Regions from separate parts of the Homo sapiens genome. Here region 2 is linked to region 1. The links are chromatin contacts, found by Hi-C or POLR2A ChIA-PET in ENCODE. All regions are on one chromosome and are shown on one strand. Each heading gives the region's core, a stretch centred on a gene start or an enhancer-like site at or near the end of the contact. The rest is flanking DNA. Distances are from core to core; before and after follow the strand shown.

Region 1 (6,607 bases), core at 2,094-4,593:
ACCGGTTTGATCAAAAAGTTGCAATAAGAAAACGTAAGTCATTATCTTAATTTAGGCTTTGGAGTCTTTTAGATTTCAGTTACTAATGTGACCTTTGCCAACATTCTCCTAGATAAATCTACAATAATCAATGCAGTAAAATGATTTCCTATAAATAAAAATCATCTACTTCTAATTGTATTGTTCAATACAATATTACATATATTGAACCTTATATAACATTCAAATTTATTTAGAACTTATTACATGCACTAACTTTGTATAACATTTTTAACCTGTTTGGAATTGGTGTGAACTTCTCCAAAGGCATATCAAAAGCTCCGGAGCTTAGAAAATAAAATCTATCCTGGCCGAGCACGGTGGCTCACACCTGTCATCCCAACATTTGGGGAGGCTGAGGCAAGTGGATCACCTGAGGTCAGAAGTTCGAGACCAGCATGGTCAACATAGTGAAACCCCGTCTCTACTAAAAACACAAAAATTAGCCAAGCGTGGCGCTTGAACCAGAGAGGCAGAGGTTGCAGTGAGCCAAGATCGCGCCGCTGCACTCCAGCCTGGACGACAGAGTGAGACTTCGTCTCAAAAAAAAAAAAAAGAAAGAAAAAAGAAAAAAAGTCTCCTCCACAGCAACTTCCTCAGCATTTCAAACAACAATCAGGGACTTCTGTTGTTGTTGTTAAGGGCAGTCTTCTAGGCTTCAAGCACCAACAGATGTTCCTCCTTCATGGCCTTGAAGGTTGTCAGTTTGCATGTATCAGAAGTGCAAAGGTATATTAAAATAAAGAACAGCACATTTAGAATTAAGGAAAGTCTGGATCATTTAGTGTTCTGATTCCAGGTGACATCTGGCACCCATTACCGTACCCGTGCTTTACTCTGCATGGAGAGAAAGTGCTGGAGTGAAAGTCTGGCCCTGGAGGTGCAAGAAGGTGCCCTACTGTGCTGCTTCTGCCTGACAGAAGCCTTGAGGGGCTGAGGGTGTGGTTTTTGCATTCCTGTGGAGTGGTTCAGGCTGACCTCAACTGCATGAAGGACCTCTACACAATGAGTACAGACTAGGGTACTTGATGAATCTTTATGGTATGGATTTTGCTATTCAAACCAACCTGGAAATTTTCAGGAAGCTCAAGTCATTAATGGGTGGAAACAACCTGGAAACTGAGACGATGCTAGTCAATAAGGAAGAAAAGTGGAAAAGAGGGCATGCAGTTATTAGTGGAAAGCTGACAAACATGGGGACTGTCAAAATGTGTCCTCCACTCGAAACATCTCTTTTTTCAGGCAGTGCCTATTTTGTGGTCAGTAGGGAGGACGTGGGGTATATGCTAGAGAATGAAAAAAATTTAAAAGTTTATGGAGTAGGCCCAAGACACATACAGCAAGTATCTCTAGGCCACTGTTCAAAGGATTCCCGAAGTCCCCAGCTCACTCTCCTTAAGCCGTAAGTATGACTCTTCTGACATGCATGCAGCTTCTAGGTTTGTCAGGTGGCAGCACTTTGAAGCACTCTTTACCCACCTGCAGTAGGGCCCATGTGCGCTCAGTGTGCCTTTTCGGAGCTGGCACCTTGAACTGGACACTGTGCAAGCACCATTTGTTTGCCAATAAGCCTGACACGGGTGGTGACCTCTTTGCCATCCAGTGTTTAGATGAGCATCTGAGACATACTTTGGAGACTTTAAAACACTGGCCACTATAGGCAATTTTAGTAATAAGAAGAAGAATGCGCAAAATTGACACTATCTGGTTCCTCTTATTTGTCAATAAGCACCAGGAAAATTGTACAGGGCCCTCTTTGGAGCAAGGACTCTAAGTCTTTGTGTCAGAAAAGCTGCCTGGTTTCTGCAGAGCACAGTTGGCTAGAAAGGTTGGAGCATTAAACTTTCATCTAGAGTTAAAGTGAGGGGGAAGTATAATAAAAGTAGCTGTGAAGCCAGGGCCGGTAGCAAGTCATTCTGAAGAGAATGGGCTGAGGCGGCTGGAGAAGAGGCTGACACAAAACAATCAGCCTGTCGAAAGAGCTCAGGGGCTGGATGCAGTGTCTCACCCTGGTAATCCCAGAACTTTGGAAGGCTCAGGCAGGAGGATTGCTTGAGCCCAGGAGTTCTAGTTGCCAGCCTGGGCAACACAGGGAAACCCTGTGTCTACAAAAAAATTTGTAAAAAATTAACTGGTCATGGTGATGTGTGCCTGTAGTCCCAGCTACTCAGGAGGCTGAGATGGGAGGATTGCTTCAGACCAGCAGGTTGAGCCCCCAGTGAGCAGTAATCATGCCATGGCACTCCAGCCTGGGTGACAGAGACCCTGTCTAAAAAAAGAAAAGAAAACGCCAGGTGCAGTGGCTCACGCCTGTAATCCTACCACTTTGGGAGGCTGAGGTGGGCAGATCACCTGAGTTTGGGAGTTCAAGACCAGCCTGACCAACATGGAGAAACCCCGTCTCAACTAAAAATACAAAATTAGCCGGGCGTGGAGGCGCATGCCTGTAATCCCAGCTACTCAGGAGGCTGAGGCAGGAGAATCGCTTGAACCCAGGAGGTGGAGGTTGTGGTGAGCCGGGATTGCACCATTGCACTCCAGCCTGGGCAACAAGAGCAAAAACTCTGTCTCCAAAAAAAAAGAAAAGAAAGAAAAAGAGCTTAGGGACTTAACAACGTTAGAAGATTTCACCTGTGCCAAAATTATTTAGAGAATTTTAAATGTGACAATTGTCCTGGTATGAATACATTTACAGCAAAAAATAATCATAAAGATATAGTTTATCTCATATATTTGTTAAAATAGAGATTTGATTTTACTCTAAACAATCCTTGTAAATAATTTCTTTTCTGCTATACCATTGTGCTGTGTAGTGTGTCTCTGTATATCATCCCAGAAAGCTTAAATTGGCTTGATTTAATAGTAAAGAATTTTTTAATTAAAAAAATTTGAACTAACAATTGTCATAATTAATCTCATTTTAAAGTTAGTCCATGTTGAACTTTTCTGGACTATTTATGCATTGATTATTTTAGCATACATTTACAGAATGCCTACTGCGTGCCAGGCATTATAATAAGTGCTGAGGGAAAAAGATAAAGAAGACGCAGATCTTTCCTCTAGAAGGTCTCAGTCTAGAGAAAGACAGACAATTGCATTACAGAGCAGTGAAGAAGTTAAGATTTAGAGTAAGACGAAGTATGCAATGGTGTATGCATCAGAATACGCAACAGGCATAATGGGCTAACACCAAACCGGAGGAGTGGGTACAAATCAAGAAAGGAGATGGTCGCTGAGTAAAGGATGAATAAGAGTTTCCCACATGAAGTGAGGAAAGTCAGTCCAAGAAAGAGGGGCAGTATCTGCAGAGTTATGAAAGTGTGATGACAAAGCGAGGTGAGTATGGGGAAGTAAAATTGGTTCAGCATGACCAAGAACTTATATTGGGCTGGCACAATGACTCACGCCTGTAATCCCAGCACTTTGGGAGGCCAAGGCAGGCGGATCACCTAAGGTCAGAAGTTTGAGACCAGCCTGGGCAACATAGTGAAACCTTGTCTCTACTAAAAAATACAAAAATTAGCCAGGCATGGTGGTGAATGCCTGTAGTCTCAGCTACTTGGGAGGCTAAGGCACAAGACTCGCTTGAACCCAGGAGGTTGCAGTGAGCCGAGATCACGCCATTGCCCTCCAGCCTGGGCAACAGAGTAAGACTCCGTCTCAAAAAAAAAAAAAGTTATATTGAAGCGAGGAAGCATGCTGGCAGATAAGGCTAAACAGAAGGGCAGATGTCAGATGATGAAGAACCCTTTATGTCATGCTAAAGATTTGAATTTTGTTCTGAAGGCAGTGGGAATTCACTAAAGGTGTTTTAACAGAAGAAGGTCATGATCAGATTTGTGTTTTAGAAGGTCAATTTGTTGGCAGAATAGAGAATCAATATTGGAAACAGGGAAACCAGTTAGCAAGCTGGTGCAGAAACTCAGGTAAGAAATCACAATGGCCAGGTCTTTCTGGTCATGGTCATTATAAATGCTTGTGAAAATGTTTAATCTCCTTCACTGCAGTAAAATTCAGATTCAAACAAATAATACTCATTTTTATTTTTGAGTCCTAACATTTTAAGTTGAACTCTTCCCACCCTCTTGAAAGCAAAATATTCTGATAGTCTCGTCTCAATATTTAGCATATCTTTTTCTGAATCATAAAACCACCATTTGTTAAGAAGGTAACAAAAAAATGGGGATGTGGTTCTTTAAAATTACAGCAATTTCACATATCTGCACCATAATCTACTACACCTGTTCATACACCCACCTCCTGCCATTATTAATAGTCTTTTGCTTTTACAATTTTCCATTCAAACCTCATTTTTAAAAACTAGGGTGACCACCAAATTGGGCGAGTCACTTTTACAGTCAATTCTTCTGGTTAGTAGAATTTCAGTTCTCAGTTTTGTTTTTAAATAGTAAGAGTTATCCTAAGTGTCCAAAAATGTAGTTGAGTAGTATCATCATCTTTCTTAAGCGTATCAGAAGAAGGCAAGGAATTTTAACGCAATATTAATTCAAATTTAGGACTTGAGTTATGTACTATGATAGGTGTGATTGGAAGTAAAATGTACTCACAAATGTCAATTTGCCTAAGTTTGAATCAAATGGGAAAGGCATAACTCAATAGACGTTATGGAGATAAGTTGTAAACAATACTACATTAGTGGGAAACTTCTGCAAGTCTATTAAGTTCATTAAATGAGACATATTTAGGCATGCTTTTAACTTGAACCTTTTGTTTTCTCCATATGCCTTGACTTTAATGCTAAATTACTGTTGTCATAATAAATATTTATAAGTCTATTACCAGTGGCACTTAATGGTAAAACTAAGAAATGATGAGAAATAGAGTTTGGGAAATTCCTCACTCCACTAACAACTTCATAAGGAGAGATTCAGAATTTCCAAGACAGAAATTTGGGCCTTGGTTTATATAATAGATGAGTTCCTGTAATTTGCATTTACAGGAGAACTCCTGGAGATTACTTTGCTCAACTCCCTAATATTGAGAAAGTGAAGACTAGAGAATTTTCTGATGCAACCAGTGTGACAAAACTTATTGGTAACTGCCCTAGAATCTGGGACAGAGGTCTTCCCAAGCATCCCTGCCTTCTTTTCCAGGATCTTATAACCAATTTAGTTAAGGCGGAGAATTCCTCCTAGAGAAGGAATTCTTTTTTTATATAAAGTTAGTAATCATACTAACTTTATAAAATTATACTATAAAAAATATAAAAATTATACTGTATTTTCTATAAATTTTGACAATAATACCTCTATTTAGTATACCCATGGGAAAATACATTCAAGCAATTCATCCATCAAGTTTGAATTAAAAGAGTTTGGAGGTTGTGTGAGGACGTAACCTGAATTGATCAAAAGAGTTAAACCATAAATAATTTGGAAGATTTTTTTCTTGTAAATAGCAGTGAGACTAAGCTGACCATGTCTTGTTGCTCATAGACTTAGAGATCCCATTTTAATAACTGAATGGGGGTAATGGGTAATCAATCAGATGTCTAAGCTGAGTTGTTCTATCTTGCCTTGACTCAAGGGGGTCTAAAGCCCAGCCACTTCTAATTTGTGATTTTGGAAGTTCTAATTATGATATTACTTTAATTATTAAAAATTTCCAGCAAAGGGAAAGTGGAGGCCTTACAGGAAATTGCACCAGAGGCTTTCAGTGGAGCCCCAAATAGGAACATTCCCTGTCTCATCTTCTTCCATCAGTATGGACTGTAAAAAGAAGTGGGGAGATTATCATGCTAAGGACATGACATACAAGAGTCCTTGGACTTATTGAGAATCTTGGTCTCAACACACAATATTCAATTAAAATGGAGAAAGATTTGGCTGCTTAATGGTATTCATTTTCATATGGGCTGGGTGGGGTCCTCATGCCAAGGGAAGTCTAAGTTATAAAACAATTACTCAAGCTCTTGTGGCTGAGCCATTATTGTCCAAGAATCAGGCTATTCATTAAAGAAAAACTTACCTTTTGAGTCCTAGTCACACTAAAAATCCCTTTCATTAAAGTGGTGGCAACTCCTCGTCAATAAGGGAAGGGAACTGACATTTGTGCACCTGCAATATGTTTTGCATGTTTCCTCATTTTCACAATAGCTCTGTCAGACATGTATTACTGCACTTCACAAATGAAGGAACAAATTCTAAGAAAGGAAGAAAGTGACTCCAGGTCACTTTCAGAAGACTGATCTGTCTGAACTCCAGATGAGCTGTCTGAACTCAGAGTTCAAGTCCATTCCACCATACTCTGCTCTTTACCTGATATAAGAAGAGCCAGAGGATCCCAAAACCTCCATTCAGAGTGAAAATATATTGTAAAATCCCATATCCTTTGGGTGTGAAGACAGTTGGCCTTGCTATGATGCCATATTATGCCCTGTGCATTTTATCTGCAAAATCTGCTGGCTATACCAAACGGCCAGAAAATATCTCCAGCTATGATTAACTAACTCTAGGGTGGGTGCTTAACTAAGAAATGCAATTTGATTGCCAGGCGCGGTGGCTCACGCCTGTAATCCCAGCACTTTGGGAGGCTGAGGCAGGCGGAT
Region 2 (6,415 bases), core at 289-2,788, 220 kb before region 1:
TTTAGAGGAAATAAGTCAGTATTTCCTAATAAAAAAAGAAAAATGTATCATAGAAATGTAAGTTTTAAATGTCCTAAAGAATTAGTCATTTTATGTTTGTTTAAACATAAAAATATACTTAAAGGAAAGACCATAAGTCACATCTTGTGAAAGAGCTTGCTGTCACCATTTTGAAACTCAGAAATACTCAGGTTGCCTTTACAACCGAAAGATAGTAGCACACTACTACCCCCTGGTGGCAGCATGCCCGAGGTGTAGGATCAATACCTGGGAAGTAAAATACCACTAATGTATATGCAAGCTCTAAAAGCAAAGGCATAACTATTTAAAGATCTAAACTCAGCTTCAATTTGTGGTCTAGACAACTAATCTATATTAAATTCAATGTGACACATGTATTACAAAATTCATCTACATTATTGCAAATAAAATGTCAAAAATAACATAATCCCATTAAAAAGTAGGCAAAGGACATAAATAGACATTTTTCAAAAGCAGACAAATGGCTAAGAATCAAATGAAAAAAGTTCATCACTAATCAGAGAAATGCAAATTAAAACCACAATGATATATCATTTTATACCAGTCAGAATAGCTATTATTAAAAAGATAAAAAATAAGATGTTGGCGGAGTGCTGAGTAAAGGGAACACTTATACATTGTTGCTAGGAATGTGATTGGTACAAGCTCTATGGAAAACAGCATGGATATTTCTCAAAGAACTAAAAATAGAACTACTAATCCATCTGGCAATCCTACTATTGGCTATATACCCAAGAAAAAGAAATCATATCCAAAAGATACCTGCGCTCATATGTTTATTGCAACACTATTCACAATAGCAAAGATAAGGCATCAACCTAAGTGTCTGTCAAGAGATTGGATAAAGAAAATGTGACATATATATACAATGGAATACTATTCAGTCATAAAATGAAATCATGTATTTTGCAGTAATATGGATGGAACTGAAGGCCGTTATCTTAAGTGAAAAAAACTCACAAACAGAAAGCCAAATACCACATGTTCTCATAAGTGGGAGCTAAGTAATGTGTACACGTGGACGTAGAGTGTGGACTAGTAGATACTGGAGACTTAGAAGGGTGGGAGGACAGAAGGAGGGTGAAGGATGAGAAATGACTTAATGGGTATACATGTATATAATTTGAGTGATGGTTGTACCAAAAGCCCTGACGTCACCACACTGCAATATATCCATGTAACAAAACTGCACTTGTATCCCTTAAATGTATACAAATGAGAAAACCTGGTGTGCATGTGCTTTTAGCTCATGTTCCTAGATCTATGGACTAGTGGGATCTGGTTATTTGTTATAACCAGTGGACATAATTGTCTGTGTATTCATTTATTTCATATGATTTTCCAAGTGTGATCAATACAAACTTTAAAATCTTTCCATATCGGGAAATCATATGACTTCTTTGGCACTTAATAGTTAGTCATTAAATAAAGAATAGCAAGAAAAATGAAAAATATTTCTCTAGATTTCTTCAGGAAATCTGGTCAATAAAACAGTTCAAAATACGGTTATTGGAAGAAACACGCAATTATATCGAACTCATTTTGTTTAGAACATTCAAGCTATTTGAAGCAATTTCCAAAATGTCATTCTAGCATCGTGTCCTCTCATCTTATTAGTTAAAATAAAAATATAAACTTTTTTTGTATTTTCTCATGAATAAGTGAACAAAACCATATGTTCCCATTCACTGTCTGTACTTTCTAATGTTTTTATTTCTTTTGTTTGTTAATCTCAATTTACAATGATGACTGGCTTTTAGAAAAACTGACATTTCTTTCTATAGATGCCAAGTATATCCAATTGATTGATGGGATTATTGAGTTTGACTATGTCCTTAACTGATCTTCTGACTTCTGGATCTGTGCACTTTTGATAGAGGGATGTTGAAGTCTCCAGCTGTGAGAGTGGATTCATCTACTTCTCCTTGCACTTCTATCAGTTTTGCCTCATGTATTTTGATGTTCTGTTGTTAGGTGCAAATATATTAAGAATCCACTGGCCGGGCGCTGTGGCTGTCACCTGTAATCCCAGCACTTTGAAAGGCTGAGGCAGTCAGATCACGAAGTCGAGATCAAGACCATCCTGGCCAACATGGTGAAACCCTGTCTCTACTAAAAATACAAAAATTAGCTGGGCGTGGTGGTGCACACCTGTAGTCCCAGCTACTCGGGAGGCTGAGGCAGGAGATTCTCTTGAACCCAGGAGGCGGAGGTTGCAGTGAGCCGAGATCGCACCACTGCACTCCAGCCTGGCGACAGATTGAGACTCTGTCTCAAAAAAAAAAAAAAAAAAAAAGAATTCATTAGGTCTTCTCAGAGGATTGACTCTTTTATCATTATATAATGCCCCTCTTTGTCTCTGATAACTTTTTCTTGCTCTGAAGTTCGTTCTGTCTGAAATTAATTTAGTGACTCATCTTTTTTTAATGTTAGCATGGCATATCTTTCTCTATCCATTTACTTTTAATATATATGTGTCTTTATATTTAAACTGGATTATTGGCAAACACAGCATATAATTTGAGTCTTGTTTTTGTTTGTTTGTTTTTCTTTTTGGATCCATTGTGACAATCTTTTAACTGACATTTAAAATGATTACTGTTGTAGTTGGGTTAATATCTTCTGCCATATTTTCACTGTTCTCTATTTGTTGTGCTTGTTCTTCATTCCTGTTTTTGTTCTCTCTTTTTATGCCTTTTGTGGTTTTAACTAAGCATTTAATATAATTCCATTTTCTCTCCTTTCTTAGTATATCAGTTGTACATCTTTTTTTACTTTAAGTGGTTGCCATGGAGTTTGCAATATACATTTACAACTAATTTAAGACCATTTTCAAATAACACTATACCACTTCAAGTACTTTTTAAGTAACAAAATAGTCCTATTCCTCCTTCCTATCCCTTGTATCATTGCTGTCATTCATTTCACTTACACATGGGCATACATAAATATATATGCATATGTAATTGAATACATTGCTGCTGTTATAAATTTGAACAGTGTTATCGAGTATCTCAAGAATAAGACAAAAGCTTTTCTTTTACCTTCACTGATTCCATAGCTAATGCTCTTCATTTGTGTAGAACTGAGTTTCTGACCTATATAATTTTCCTTCCCTCTAAAGAGCTTCCTTTAACATTTCTTGCAAAGCAGGTCTATTGACAAACAAATGTCCTCAATTTTTATCTGAGAAAGGCTTTATTTCTCCTTTACTTTGGAGAATAATTTCACAAGGTACAGAGCTTTAGTTTGGTGGTTTTTTCTCTCAACACTTTAAATATTTCACTCTACTCTCTTCTTGCATGTATGGCTTCTGAGGAGAAATCGGATGTAATTCTTTGTTCCTCCATAGGTAAGTGTGTTTTTCCTGTAACTTCTCTCAGGAATTTTCATTATCTTTGACTTTCTGTAATTTACATATGATATGTCTAAGTGTTCTTTGAGCTTCCTCGATCTGTAGTTTATTTTCCTGCATTAATTTGAAGGAAATTCTCAGACATTATTGCTTCAGGAATTTCTCGTGTTCCTTTCTTTCTTCTCCTGGTATTCCTCTTATGAGTATTTATGCCTTTTGTAGTTGTCCCAGAGTTCTTGGATATTCTGGTATTTTCCTAGTCTTTTTTTTTTTTTTTTCCAGTTTGGGTAGTGTCTAGTAAGATATCCTCAAGCTCAGAGATTCCTTCCTCAGCCAAGTTCGTTCTGTTAGTAAGCCTATTAGAGGCATTCTTCATTTCTGATACAGTGATTTTGATCTCTGGTATTTGTGTGTGTGTGTGTGTGTGTGTGTGTGTGTGTGTGTGTGTGTGTGTGTGTGTTTGGTTGTTTGTTTTTGAGACATAGTCTCACTCTGTCCAGGCTGGAGTACAGTGGCACAATCTCGGCTCACTGCAACCTCTGCCTCCCAGGTTCAAGATAATCTCCTGCCTCAGCTTCCTGAGTAGCTGGGATTACAAGTGGCCGCCAATACGCCCAGCTAATTTTTGTATTTTTTGTAGAGATGGGATTTCACCATATTGGCCAGGCTGGTCTTGAACTCCTGACCTCAAGTTATCTGCCCGCCTCAGCCTCCCAAAGTGCTGGGATTACAGGCATGAACCACCATGCCTGGCTGAGTATTTCTTTTTTATTATTTCTTAGAATTTCCTTCTCTCTACTTAAACTGCCCATTTCGGGATTGAGTTTATCTGTTAGCGTTCTTAGCCTATTAGTCATAGTTGTTTTAAATTCCTGATAATTCACACATCCCTGCCATATCTGGTTCTGATGGTTGCTCTGTCTCTTCAGATTGTGTTTTTTGCCTTTCAGTGTGCCTTGCAGTTTTTTTCTTGATAGCCAGACACGATGTACTGGGTAAAAGGAATTGCTTTAAATAGGACTTCAGGAACATGGTGGTAAGGTGTGGAGGGAGGGGAGCATTCTACAGTGTTGTGATTAGGTCTCAGTAGCAGAGGTCATATGTAATGGGAGCCCACAGGAGCCAAAATTCTGGGGGAAGGGAACCTTTGGAGCTGTGATTCTCAAGAGAATTAAAAAGTCTCTTTTGCTCGCTCGCTCTTGTGCTCTTTCTCTCACACAGATGTCAGTAAATTTGAAGATAAAAATTGTCCAATCTGAACAGAGAGAAAAAAATTTTGAATAAAAATGAACAGATCCATGGCCGGGCGCAGTGGCTCACGCCTGTAATCCCAGCACTTTGGGAGGCCGAGGCAGGCAGATCACCTGAGGTCAGGAGTTCAAAACGAGGCTGGCTAACATGGTGAAACCCCGTCTTTACTGAAAATACAAATATTAGCTGGACGTGGTGGCACGTGCCTATGGTCCCAGCTATCCAGGAGGCTGAGGCAGGAGAATTGCTGGAACCCACAAGGTAGAGGTTGCAGTGAGCCGAGATCATGCCACTGCACTCCAGCCTAGGGAACAGAGCGAGACTCCATCTCAAAAACAAACAAACAAAAACAGATCTATAGGCATCCATGAGACAATAACAAAATATCTAATTTATGTCACTGGAGTTGCAGTAAGAGAAGAGAAGGTATATGATTATGAAAAAAATTGGAAGAAGTAATGGCTGAAAACTCCCCATGTTTGGTGAAAGAAAAGTCCACAGATTCAAAAAGCTCAATGAGCCCCAAACAGGGTAAACTCAAAGAAATATGTTCCAAATGCATCACAGTAAAACTTGAAAATTAAAAATGAAGAAAAAATCTTGAAAGAAGCAAGAAACGGGCTTCAAGAATGACGCTCATGTTTATAATTTTGAAAATTAAGTGAATTGAAATGCCATTACCAAAAGAAGGAATAGAAAAACAGTAGGTTTCAGATGGGAAGATAATGAGTTTTAATTTGATGGGCCTTTGATATACACAACTGGAATTGCCCAGTAAGAAATTAAACATAAAAATTTGGAGCTCCAGGGAAATTCTGAACTGGAAATAAGGATGTTTAACGCATCACTGTAACTGGCACTGTGGAAACGGTATACAGAATAAGAAAAGGAGAAGTTAGGCTTCAGCTAGACTATGCAATAAGAACAAATCTTAAAATCTCAGCAGAAGAACTCAATGGAATTTTGTTTCTCACTCATAGCACAGTCCAGTGCAAGTCATGCAGCCACGTCTGTCCTTAGCTTTGCCAGCGGGAGCACGTGCCTTCCAAGTTCAACATGGCTGGGGAAGACATTTGTTACTTACTTCCACTCACCTTCCTTGGGCAAATTAGTCCAATGGCTCCAATCCAAATGCAAGGGAGACTGTGAAATATAGTCCCCCTGTGTGTCCAGGAAGGGAAAATGGTGCAGCAAACAATGCCAATGTGTCTGTCACAAGGGCCAAAGGCAGATCCTTATAAACTTAGCCAATGACAGGATAGAAGTGTAGACAAGGTGTGCCCACCTGGACTGCTTATGAGTTCATGCCACAATTTTAATAGCTTGTAGTGGAAACAAAAGTGAAAATAATTGTCCTCAAATACCCATACCTAATAACCACTTAGACTTGGCTCCTGGTCTAAATCTGCCCTTCACCTGAAATATCCATTCAGTCTCTTATGTATCCATGTCCCTATCACATCTGGATCTCTGTCAAGTTTCCTCTGGCTCTAGCATTCGTTATACCTCAGGAATGCAATTGTCACACAAAACTGAAACTGAGCTCTTCAAATAACCCTTCTTCACACCTTTGAACAACTGTGGACTCTTCTGTGATTTCTGTGAGGGTTTTCTGCAATCTGGATGTAGAAGAATGTGGTGCAATAGGTCATTCTGAGTGACGATCTATTTCCATATGCATGCCCGTATCTCATTCAGCACATACATTATTTTAAATAATGAAGATGGGGACAAAACTAATTCTAGTTCCATTTATTCATATTAATT

The links. A loop is a pair of places that touch in the nucleus more often than their neighbours do. ChIA-PET counts read pairs that join two places held with the same protein, here RNA polymerase II (POLR2A). Pooled maps may share reads with other maps.
Region 2: a pooled map shows a loop between it and region 1 (2.2-fold over the local background). The contact joins the promoter of CCDC146-AS1 here to the enhancer-like site in region 1. A Hi-C loop is called at or near these places in 1 of 50 pooled maps. POLR2A ChIA-PET finds 5 or more read pairs at or near these places in 2 of 52 experiments (PC-9 and WTC11).

The regions. Positions count from the first base shown.
Region 1 is chr7:77,460,453-77,467,059 of GRCh38, forward strand. It overlaps the pseudogene GCNT1P5. Among named protein-coding and RNA genes, the nearest start is that of GSAP, 47 kb to the left of the region's middle. RefSeq lists a silencer at 3,357-3,436. Within about 2 kb of position 3,344, at least 3 of the 41 ENCODE cell types and tissues checked have a DNase peak (open chromatin) inside an H3K27ac peak, as active enhancers do; they include PC-9, where a contact is called at or near this core.
Region 2 is chr7:77,247,170-77,253,584 of GRCh38, forward strand. It overlaps CCDC146-AS1 (CCDC146 antisense RNA 1), which reads right to left and starts at 1,539. Exons shown (of 2, transcript XR_007060387.1): 1 at 1-1,539. The region is part of intron 4 of CCDC146 (coiled-coil domain containing 146); the gene reads left to right. It overlaps LOC102723791 (a long non-coding RNA gene), which reads right to left. Exons shown (of 6, transcript XR_927688.3): 6 at 5,634-5,708. RefSeq lists a silencer at 137-186.